3 separate regions of the Homo sapiens genome follow, and all the other regions are linked to region 2. Evidence: chromatin contacts called from ENCODE Hi-C or POLR2A ChIA-PET data. All regions are on one chromosome and are shown on one strand. The core of a region is the stretch at or near the end of the contact, and the rest is flanking DNA. Distances in the headings are between cores, read along the strand shown.

Region 1 (3,808 bases), core at 396-2,895, 260 kb before region 2:
GGCAGGAGAATTGCTTGAACCTGGGAGGCGGAAGGTGCAGTGAGCCGAGATCGTGCCATTGCACTCCAGCCTGGGCAACTAAGAGTGAAACTCTGCCTCAAAAAAAAAAAAAAAGCGTCTGAGGGAAATGATGCCATACTGAGCCTATTGCAAACATTGGTAGAGGGATCACCATAGAGGCCCTCAAAGTTTGGAGGCAAAGCTGTTAGCCGTTCCTCATTCATACTGAGTATTTTTCTTTTGAGAAATAGCTCCTGAGTTTTAGTAGTAGTAGCTACTCGTAGCTAGTAGCTACTTTTTTTTTTTTAAAGAACATGAACCAAAGTTTTATTTGTTCATTATCGCATTTGAAGTACTCTTCGATGACATCCTTGCCCTAGTAGTAGCTACTAGGATTTTCCTAATAGTTCTAGTAGGCTGAATGCTTGACCATAGAGCACTAGGTGACGTTGCAACCTGAGCTGCCCATCATGAATTGGGTGTTTTCTGATCGCCAATACTCAGTAATTCTCAAGTGAAAGTGGCCCATAGAGAATGTGGCCTAAACAGCCCTGAAGGTGCAATGAGCAGGCTGTTCTTACTCCCAGTACCCATTCCTGCACACTGCTCCAGAGACTCCAACCCAGGCGACATGGGAGGAAACGAGTGTGAACTGTTATGCATGGCTCTGTACAATGTGCTGGTATGAGCCAGAAATGGACTGTCATGGCCTGAGCAAGGTCACTCTGAAGGATAGCAGAGAAAGGAACTCTTCTTGGTGGCAGTTGGAGCAAGGCATGTGGTTTTCCACTGTCTCGAGGCAGAGATGTCTTGAAATCAGAATCAACATTGAATCACAGGCCATGGTTACTGAAGGAAGCAAGATGAGAGAATAAAAAGTTTAGGAGAGGATGGGCACGGTGGCTCATGCCTGTAATCCCAGCATTTTGGGAGGCCGAGGCAGGCAGATCACTTGAGGTCAGGAATTCTAGACCAGCCTGGCCAACATGGCGAAACCTTTGTGTCTACCAAAAAACACAAAAATTAGCCAGGCTTGGTGGTCACGCCTGTAATTCCAGCTACTCAGGATGTGGGAGCACAAAAATCACTTGAACCTGGGAGGTGGAGGTTGCAGTGAGCAGAGATGACACCTCTGCACTCCAGCCTGGGCAACAGAGTGAGATCCTGTCTCAACAACAACAAAAAAAGTTTGGGAGAGAGAAACAAGGATAGACCCGCTGAAATAGACCCAGCCATTAGAATATTCATGACTATGTAAATGATTGTGACAAGGCTCCACTGTAAAGAAAAAATTATATGAGAGCCTGGTTTTCAGATGGCAGATTCTGAAAGAGCAAGAAACAGTTTTATGAAAATGGTTATATGGCCCCAAAGGATGCTGGAGAAGGAAATTCCTCAATAGGCAGAACTGTAAGCAGTGCATTTCATTGTCCACTTTGCCTGGTAGGAAAAATGGCCTGAGGTCAGGATCTATACCAGTTCACGAGCCAATGACAAATAGTGTGAGTAGCTCAGCATCTTAAAAGATTGCAAGTTAATGACAAAGAGGTTTGGGAAAGGTGGATTTCCTGGAATGGTCACAGATCATGAGACAGCAGGTGTGCCAAATGATTGCTCACCATGGGCCCCCGCTGTGCAGGAAGCTTTCACTAATCAGCAGATCTGTTCTGTGGATATTAACTAGATGGCCTTTTCCACCAGCCAGTCCAGTTCTTGTTCAATGGGTTCATGGACAAAGGACGATAGTGACAGGAGTGGAAATTATGCATAGGCCCAAGAACAGGGACATCCCTGTCCAAGGCCGTCCTGGCAACCACCACTACTGACCTACTGATGCCCTGTTTGCCTACAGGAGCAAACAGTCCTGGACTCTTGATGTGATGTCATACCTTGAGGGAACAAACCAACTATCTGGTGGCAGATCAATTACATAGGACCATGTCCCTTGTGAAGAAGGAACAATTTGTCTCACCGGTGACAGTGCTTACTCTGGGTTTGAATTTCCTTTCCCTGCTTCTCATTCTTCTCTCAGAACCTCCATCTATGGACTTAATACACAGTCTTAGTGTCCCACACAATATTGTTTCTGACCATGAAATTCACTTCACAAGAAAAGAAGTGAGAGTGAGCAGACACCAGAGGATTCACTAACCTGAGCTCCATCAGCCAGCCTTCTAGAGTGGTGGCAAAACCTACTGAAGGTCCAGGTAATCTACCAGCTGTTAGATAGCACCCTGTGAGATACAGCACTGTTAAAAGGATGCAGTATATGCTCTGAACCAGTGTACCATTTCTTCCTTAGCCAGATACATAGTTCAGAAACCAAGAGCTGTGTGTAGGAGTGGTTTCTTTCACACTTAGACTTTTTTTTTTTTTTGGAGACAGGGTCTCCCTCTGTCACCCAGGGTAGAGTGCAGTGGTGCAATCTTGGCTCACTGCAACCTTCACTTCCCGGGCTCAACTGATTCTCCTGCCTCAGCTAGCACCACAGGTGTGAGCCACTATGCCTGGCTAACTTTTTTTTGGTATTTTTTAGAGACAAGGTTTTGCCATGTTGCCCAGGCTAGTCTCAAACTCCTGGCCTCAAGCGATCCATCTGCCTCAGCCTCCCAAAGTGCTGCGATTACAGGTGTGAGCCACTGAGCCCAGCCCACAGTGAAACTTTTTGACTCACTCATAAGTTATTTGCTTCTTGACTCTATGACTGTAGGGAGGGGAGGTATGTTAAAAGCTTTTAGTGTCTAAGAGAGAAATGCCTCCATCACGTGACACAAATTTTCAACAAATTGGAAGTTGAAATTGCCACTCAACCTTTTTGAGTATCTCCTGCCACTGAACAGACAGGCCAAAAAAAAAAAAAAAATCAAGATATTTTCTAGAATTTTTTTTTTTTTTTTTTGAGACGGAGTCTCGCTCTGTCGCCCAGGCTGGAGTGCAGTGGCGGGATCTCGGCTCACTGCAAGCTCCGCCTCCCGGGTTCACGCCATTCTCCTGCCTCAGCCTCCCAAGTAGCTGGGACTATAGGCGCCCGCCACTACGCCCGGCTAATTTTTTTGTATTTTTAGTAGAGACGGGGTTTCACCGTTTTAGCCGGGATGGTCTCGATCTCCTGACCTCGCGATCCGCCCACCTCGGCCTCCCAAAGTGCTGGGATTACAGGCGTGAGCCACCACGCCCGGCCATTTTCTAGAATTTTATACTCTAGTTACCAAGCGGAAATAGGTTGTTACCACTGAGTGGAGGCAGGGAGGTTTAGTGATAGACTTTGCTATATTTCCTAAGGATCCTACAACTACTGCAATATTCTGTGATCAAAGTCACGGCAAAACTACTGCAATTCTATACAAAAGGATCTTCTAGGCCACAGATAGCTCAGGAATGAAGGGGTGGGTCTCTCCTGTGGCTAAATAACTTGAACATCTGTTGCTGACTGAAGGCAGATGGAACCTAGAATAGATAGTAAAGAAGGAAAGTCATAAATACAAGATCAGCCTTAGACTGCTTTATATGGGGGGGGGGCGGATTATAGTCTCTACTTGAATTTCTTTCCTTGATGTAGATATTTACATATTTCAAATACTTTTGCTTCTCTTTCTTCTCCCTTTCTGCCACTATCGTCTCTAGGTGGTTTTATAGGGAGATTAACTTCACCATTCAGTGATGGATTGCAGATTCCTAAGCAGGAATTCTGAGAGCCGGAGGACAGTCGTCAAGGCTTTGGATGCCTTCTTTGGAGAGTAATTAAAACAGTGTTTTTAATTACAGAAGTGGTAGCTACTTTATGCTAATTGGGAAGCAAGTCTAAGTT
Region 2 (3,571 bases), core at 388-2,887:
GCGCCTGGCCTGTTCACGTTCTTTTAAATCAGTTATCTGTGACTGTGTACTTTCTTCATCCTTAATATTGTCTTATTTGTGCCCTCTTTTGTTCCTGAGAACCTTTACCAGAGACTTGACTATTTTTATTTTAGTCTTTTGCAAGATCCAAGTTTTAGCTTCATTGAGTCTTCTCTACTATATGATTTCTATCCCCTTTCTACATTTTTTCTAATTTAAGTTGTATATCTAAGTAATTAAATGTTCACACTATACTTTTTTTTTTTTTTTTTTTTTTGAGATGGAGTCTCACTCTGTCACCCAGGCTGGAGTGCAGTGGCGCGATCTTGGCTCACTGCAACCCTCCGCCTCCTGGGTTCATGTGATTCTCCTGCCTCAGCCTCCCAAGCAGCTGGGATTGCAGGTGTGCACGCAGGGCTAATTTTTTTTATTTTTATTTTTATTTTTTTTAGACAGAGTCTCCCTCTGTTGCCCAGGCTGGAGTGCAATGGCGCCATCTCGGCTCACTGCAAGCTCCGCCTCCTGGGTTCACGCCATTTTCCTGCCTCAGCCTCCCGAGTAGCTGGGACTACAGGCGCCCGCCACCACGTCTGGCTAATTTTTTCTATTTTTAGTAGAGATGGGGTTTCACCATGTTAGCCAGGATGGTCTTGATCTCTTGACCTCGTGATCCACCTGCCTCGGCCTCCCAAAGTGCTGGGATTACAGGTGTGAGCCACCGTGCCTGGCCCCACACTATACTTCTATATTACCTTTCTAAGGCTTATAAATTTCCTTCAAATTAATATTTGTATTGTAATTCAGTCCTAAATATCTAATTACTTTTGATTTATTCAATTTACATAAGTGTCCCATGTGTGCTTGAGAAGAATCTGTATTCTTAAATTATTGTGCATGGCTTTCTGAATATCATGTCCATTAAATTAAGTTGTCATCATGTTGTTCTTTATTTATTCATTATTTTTTGAGATAGGGCCTCCCTCTATTGCCTAGGCTGGAGTGCAGTGCACGATCACAGCTCACCACAGCCTCAACTTCCAGGGCTAAAACAATTCTCTTGCCTTAGCCTGAGTAGCTGGGACTACAGGCTCGTACTACCATGAGTGGCTAATCTTTACGTTTTTTTTGTAGAGATGGGGGTCTCACTATATCGTCTAGGCTGGTCTTGAACTCCTGTCCTCAACAATCCCCCTGCCTCAGCCTCCCAAAGTGCTGGGATTATAGGCATGAGCCACCATGCCCATCATGTTGTTCAAATCTTCTATTAATGTTTCACTTCACTAATGTTTTCCTTATTGATAGTGAATGTAGCCATTTTACCCCGTAGTTTAATTTTGCTTTATGTATTTTAATACTATTTCATTAGAAGCATACAAATTTAGAACTGTTGTATCTTGACTGTGAATAGAAGTTTGTTATAAAGTGAGCCAAATTATTCCTTAACAATGCCCTTTGTTGCCCTTTTTCTTTTGTTGGATATTAATATAGTTATCACTTCCACTTCCAGCCATGATGGAATAAGAGGGATAGGATTTCCCCTGTTGCTATAAACTGTTTCAGACATCGGGCAACAGCAATGCAGAATTGTGATTCTCCAAGAGGGAAACGAATTAAGTGAGCTCTACTTGTCTCCTTGGCTTTCTGCCCAGAGGCACATTCTATAGCAGAAGAGGGGTCCCAAACAGCACCACGGAAATCTCACCAGTGGAGGAGAGACTAGAGACTTCAGTGAGACTGAGGTGGCTGAAAACACTGAGACAGCATTCCAGCGAGGAGAGAAATAGGCAGAAAAAAAAAATTGGGAAATCTGTTTGGGGTTCCCTAAATCTTTGCTGAAGACTAAGGATGCATACATGCTGGGTGAAGCTCCATGAGTCACACAAAGGGCAACTGAGAAGCTGTATGTAAGCTCAGCAGTTCCCAGAGCTCGCACAGGGCTGAGAGACTTTAGACAAATCTGAATGGGGATTTCTCCCTGATCACTTAGGGCATAGTAGAGACCCTAAGAAGGGCTATGGCTTAGTAGTGGGATTAAACTATTCCCAGAAAAGGCTACTCATGAAGCTTAAAAACGAGCCTTACACTGCTAAAACAGAACACCTATAAAACGCCCTACATCCTTTAAAAAAAAGACAACAAAATCCAGACACTAAAAACAAAATTCACAATGCTTGGAATCCAATTAAAAATTATGGGCCAGAGCCAGGCATGGTGGCTCATGCCTATAAATCTCAGCACTTTGGAAGGCTGAGGTGGGAGGATAGCTTGAAGAACCTAGGAGTTCTTCAAGGCTGCAGTGAGCTATGACTGCACCGCTGTACTCCAGCCTGGGCAACAGAGTGAGACCCTGTCTCTAAAAAACAAAAACAGCCGGGGCGTGGTGGCTCACGGCTGTAATCCCAGCACTTTGGGAGGCCGAGGTGGGCGGACCACGAGGTCAAGAGATTGAGACCATCCTGGCCAACATGGTGAAACCTCGTTTCTACTAAAAATACAAAAATTAGCTGAGCTTGGTGGCACGCACCTGTAGTCCCAGCTACTCGGGAGGCTGAGGCAGGAGAATCACTTGAACCAGGGAGGTGGAAGTTGCAGTGAGCAGAGATCATGCTACTGCACTCCAGCCTGGTGACAGAGGGAGACTCTGTCTCCAAATGAACAAACAACAAAAAGTACTATACATGCTAAGCAGCAGAAAAATTGTGACCCATAGGAGAAAAATCAGTCAAAAGTTAGATCCAGAAATGACACTTCAGTAGATAGTAGGATGGTTTCAAGTGCTCTCATATATTAGTAACTGGATTCACAGGGGAAAAAAATTGAGAGGCAGACAGAAAAACATTTACAAGCAAAGACTAAAAATTGGCAGGGCATGGTGGCTCAAGCCTGTAATCCCAACACGTTGGGAGGCCGAGGCAGATGGATCACTTGAGGCCAGGAGTTCCAGACCAGCCTGGCCAATATGGTGAAAGCCTGTCTCTACTAAAAATATAAAAATTAGCCAGGCGTGGTAGCTGGTGCCTGTAATCCCAGCTACTCGGGAGGCTGAGGAAGGAGAATCACTTGAACCCGGGAGGCGGAGGTTGCAGTGAGCCAAGATCATGCTACTGCACTACAGCCTGGGCAATAGAGTAAGACCCTGTCTCAAAAAAAAAAAAAAAAAAAAAAAGACTAAAAATTTTCCAGATCTAATCCCATTAACCCTAAAAGCTATGCTAATCCTTAAGCAAGATAAAAACAAAGAAAATCACAAGACACATCACAACCAAAATCTTGAAAAGCAGCGATAGATAAAATCTTAAAAGCAGCCAGATAAAGACCTATTAAGACCAAAGATAAGAATGGCCTAGCTTCTTGTCAGAAACCGTAAGTCAGAAAACAACAAAACATTTTTAATGTTCTGGAAAAAACAAAAAGCTGGTAAACTAGAATTTTATATCCAACAAAGATACTTTTTGAAATGAAAGCAATTCAGCAGGTCATGGGCTAAATTAAAAATAATATTAATAAAGACTTTTTCAGATAAAAGCTGAGAGACTTTTTCTCTAGCTGACCTGCACTAAAGAAATGCTAA
Region 3 (4,092 bases), core at 201-2,700, 140 kb before region 2:
GCCTCCCAAAGTACTGGGATTAGAGAGGTGTGAGCCACTGCACCTGGCCCCCATTACTTTAATTTCTAAGGTATAAACCTGATGATGTCAATAACCTGCATAAAACTTGAATCACTCACAAGTGCCCTCAATAAAGTCCAACTTCCTTGGGACAGCATGCCCAGCCCTTCATGGTCCGGTCCCTATTTACATCTTTTTTTTTTTTTTTTTTTAAGACAGAGCCTCGCTCTGTTGTCCAAGCTGGAGTGCAGTGGCACGATCTCAGCTCACTGCAACCTCTGCCTCCCGGGTTCTAAGGGATTCTCCTGCCTTAGGCTCCAGAGTAGCTGGGATTACAGGCGCACACCACCATGCGCGGCTAATTTTGTATTTTTAGTAGAGACGGGGTTTCACCATGTTGGCCAGGCTGGTCTCGAACTCCTGACCTCAGGTGATCCACCAGCCTCGGCCTCCCAAAGTGCTGGGATTACAGGCGTGAGCCACCACGCCCGGCCAAATGCCTGTTTTTCAAAGGTCCTGTCCTCTCTCTTGCCTCTGAAACTTGCTGTTATCTTTGCCTTCCCTGTGCCTGGCTAAGAACTCCTGTTCTTCAGGTCCTAACTAAGATGTCCCCTCCTTCGCTGACTCCTCAGGTGGAGTTCGGTGCCTCTTCTCTGTGCTCCCCTAACACTCTGAGCTCTGACACGGAGAGAACTTCGGTCACTGGGAAGGGTGACCCGATCAACCCCACGGCCCCAGCCCCTCAACACTTCCTCGAACACAGTAACCTGCTTGAGAGATTAAGTGAGAAGTCTGTTTTAACAGGTTGCATCCTTCTCCTTGCAACCCCTGGCGCCCCACGTCGCAGTAGCAACCGCAGGCCCCGCTCAGAGGCTGGGGGAGGGGAGGCGGGCAACCAGTCGTGCAGGACTCTTCCCCCAGAAAAGATGAGGAAGGGACGGGGCAGGGAAGAGCTTTGGGTTCTCGGCAAGAAAATGTATCCTTGCAGCCGTCTCCATCAGATTCAGCCTCCCCGCTCCGACGCACCCTCCCCTCTAGGAGTCCCACTCAAACTCTCCACATCAGACTTCCTCAGAATCTTCCCATCAAGATTACCTCACGCTTCCCCCACGCGATCCCCTCTTGGTCTCAGCCTCGATCTCCCTTCCTCGCAGCCTCCTCCCTCAGCCTCGACTTCCCCCTCGCAGCCTCCTCTCCGAGCCTCTCCCCAGCGCCTCAGCCTCCCGCAGCCTCCCATCGGCGCTCCAGCCTCAGCCTCCAGGTTCCCGGTCCGGCCCGGCCTGGCCCCGCCCCCGCCGCGAGGACGGTGCTCACCGTCGTAGTAGTAACAGACTTTCCTCCGGGTGCCCTGCGTCTGCGCCATCTTGCTCGCCTCCCGTCCCTACCGTCAGTCGGTCCGTCCGCCCTCCCGCCCGCGGCTCCGCTCAGCGTCCGACCCAGGGGGGAGGGGGCGGGCCTCCGGCCCGCCCCGCCCGTCCCCTCCTGGGCTCACCTATAGCCGCGCAGCCCGGGCACCGCTCCAGCCAATCAGCTTGCGCAGACACGGGCCCGGAACTCGGCAGGGGGCAAGGGCAGCCCGGAGAGGCCGCCGAGGGCCCCCTGGGCCTGTACCAAGGTCTGCGACAGATGGGTGGGGAGCCGCCCGGGGACCGTACCATCAGTCCCGGGGGAGGAAAGCAGCTCTGTAAACTTAACAGTCCCACTTCGTCGTGAAAAGCGTGCTTGGAGATCGGAGGCCAACTTTCTGATTTTACGGAGAATAAACCGAGGCCTACAGGGGAAAAGTGACTTGCACAAGGTCACTCAGCCAATAAAAGGGCTGAACCTGGGTTAGAAAGCGAGTTTGTGGCCGCAAAGGAGGGCTACAGAAAAATAATTAAAAAGAAAAGCAACACGCGGGTTTGGAGAGGAAGAAACCGACAAGAAAGGGAAAGAAAGCTAATGTTTGTCGAGGGGCTGCTGTGTGCCAAGTACTGTGCGACACTTTACCAATGTTATTTCAGTTTTTCCTCAAAACAGCTCTCGGCCAAGGGCTTTTTACCTCCATTTTACAGGACAGGATAAAGAAGTTCAGACTTCTGTGAATTATTCAAAGTTACACAAAGTAATTAAATTCAATTTTTTAATTGTACAGGGTTTTTAAAATGCTTTCTTTGCACCAGAGGCACTGTAACAAAGTGACAGAACCCAGCCTTTCAGACTCCAAAATCTACCTCCCTGATGCAGTCACCCAGGATGACTAAGTAGGCGTCTCTTTAGACAGGAGGAAATGGGATTATCCTATGATAGGAGGGCAGGTTTCCTTTCTTTTCTTTCCCTGTTTTTTTTTTTTTTTTTTTTTTTGAGACAAGAGTTTCGCTCTAGTTGCCCAGGCTGGAGTGCAATGGTGTGATCTCGGCTCACCACAATCTCTGCCTCTGTGTTCAAGCGGTTCTCCTGCCTCAGCCTCCCGAGTAGCTGGGATTACAAGCATGTGCCACCATGCCCGGCTAATTTTGTATTTTTGGTAGAGACTGGGTTTCTCCGTGTTGGTCCAGGTGGTCTCGAACTCCTGACCTCAGGATCCGCCCACCTCGGCCTCCCAATATGCTGAGATTACGGGCGTGAGCCACAGCGCCCGGCCTAGGAGGGCAGGTTTCTCAGCCTGGTAGCTAATGACATTTTGGGCCAGGTAATGCTTTTTTGTAGGAAGCTATTCTGTGCATTAACAGCTTCTGTGAAGCTGTTCTGTGCCTGGGCAACTAGAGTGAAACTCTTGTCTCAAAAAAAAAAAAAATTAAGCAGCATCCTTAGCCTCTACCCACTAGATGCCAGTAGCACCTTCCCCCCAGGCTGTGACAACCAAAATTGTCTCTAGACATTGCCAAGTACTGTGCAATAGCTTTACCATTGGGTTGGGGGGAAGATTAGTGGGGTGTAAGGGAGTGTAAAATTGCCCCCAACTCTACCATTAAGAACCACTCCACCAGATCATCAATTATCAACTGATCATCACTGAAAGCTGAAAGACCTAAAAGTGCAATGCTGGGCTATTAAAATAACTACAATAATGTCAATATTTAATGAGTGCTTCCTGTGTGCCAAACATTGCTCTAAGTTAGCCGCCAACTTGTGGTCCTACAGTCAACAAGAGGCTGGGCACAGTGGCTCACGCCTGTAATCCCAGCACTTTGGGAGGCCAAGATGGGTGGATCACTTGAGCTCAGGAGTTCGAGACCAGCCTGGGCAACATGGCAAAACCCCATCTCTACAAAAAATAGAAAAATTACCCAGGTGTGGGGGCGCGCTCCTGTAGTTCCAGCTACTCAGGAGGCTGAGGTGGGATGATGGCTTGAGCCCAGGAGACAGATGTTGCAGTGAGCCAAGATCATGTCACCACACTCCAGCCTGGGCAATAGAGCCAGGCCTTGTCTCAAACAAAAGAAAACAACAAGATACATCTTTATGCCTCTTTAAAGAGTGTTTGGGACTTGTGTTTCTCACTCAGAAACTGCATTTGAGTCATTAATTATAAGGTAACAGAAAATCTAAGACTGGGTGGCTTATAATAGAAACAGCAAAGGGCCAGGGAACAAATTCTACTCCCAGTTCTCTGTTGCTAATTCTCAGCTAGCCCTGGGTGGGTTTACTTAACCATTCTGGGCCTCCATTTCCCTTGTTATAAAATGGGGAGGAGGCCGGGCACAGTGACTCATGCCTGTAATCCTAACAATTTGGAAGGCTGAGGTGGGCAAATCACCTGAGGTCAGGAGTTCGAGACCAGCCTGCCCAGCACGGTGAAACCCCGTCTCTATTAAAAATGCAAAAATTAGCTGGGCGTGGTGGTGTGTGCCTGTAGGTCCCAGCTACTTAGGAGGCTGAGGCAGGAGATTCGCTTGAAACCGGGAGGTGGAGGTTGCAGTGAGCCGAGATCAGGCCACTGCATTACAGTCTGGATGACAGAGTGAGACTCTGTCTCAAATAAATAAGAAATAAAATAAAATAACAAAAATGGGGAGGATAGGAATACAAAGTTCACCCACGCTATGGCTGTACACAGTATCCCAAAGAGAAGGAGTGTGGGGATCAGATGAGATCATGAGGTGTGGCAGC

The links. A loop is a pair of places that touch in the nucleus more often than their neighbours do. ChIA-PET counts read pairs that join two places held with the same protein, here RNA polymerase II (POLR2A). Pooled maps may share reads with other maps.
Region 1: POLR2A ChIA-PET joins it to region 2 with 10 read pairs in GM12878. The contact joins two enhancer-like sites. A Hi-C loop is called at or near these places in 2 of 50 pooled maps. POLR2A ChIA-PET finds 5 or more read pairs at or near these places in 5 of 52 experiments (GM12878, activated CD4-positive, alpha-beta T cell, activated CD8-positive, alpha-beta memory T cell and 2 more).
Region 3: a loop to region 2 is called in a pooled map, with 2.0 times the contacts of the local background. The contact joins the promoter of HDAC1 here to the enhancer-like site in region 2. A Hi-C loop is called at or near these places in 1 of 50 pooled maps. POLR2A ChIA-PET finds 5 or more read pairs at or near these places in 5 of 52 experiments (A673, Caco-2, T-cell and 2 more).

What each region holds. Positions count from the first base shown.
Region 1 is chr1:32,404,753-32,408,560 of GRCh38, reverse strand. No RefSeq gene overlaps it. Among named protein-coding and RNA genes, the nearest start is that of BSDC1, 12 kb to the right of the region's middle. RefSeq lists an enhancer at 2,356-2,435. Within about 2 kb of position 1,645, at least 2 of the 41 ENCODE cell types and tissues checked have a DNase peak (open chromatin) inside an H3K27ac peak, as active enhancers do.
Region 2 is chr1:32,149,723-32,153,293 of GRCh38, reverse strand. All of the region lies in intron 1 of KPNA6 (karyopherin subunit alpha 6), which reads right to left. Among named protein-coding and RNA genes, the nearest start is that of TXLNA, 28 kb to the left of the region's middle. Within about 2 kb of position 1,637, at least 3 of the 41 ENCODE cell types and tissues checked have a DNase peak (open chromatin) inside an H3K27ac peak, as active enhancers do; they include A673, where a contact is called at or near this core.
Region 3 is chr1:32,289,441-32,293,532 of GRCh38, reverse strand. It overlaps HDAC1 (histone deacetylase 1), which reads right to left and starts at 1,450. Exons shown (of 14, transcript NM_004964.3): 1 at 1,315-1,450. The coding sequence starts at 1,363. RefSeq lists enhancers at 11-585, 657-716 and a silencer at 1,327-1,736.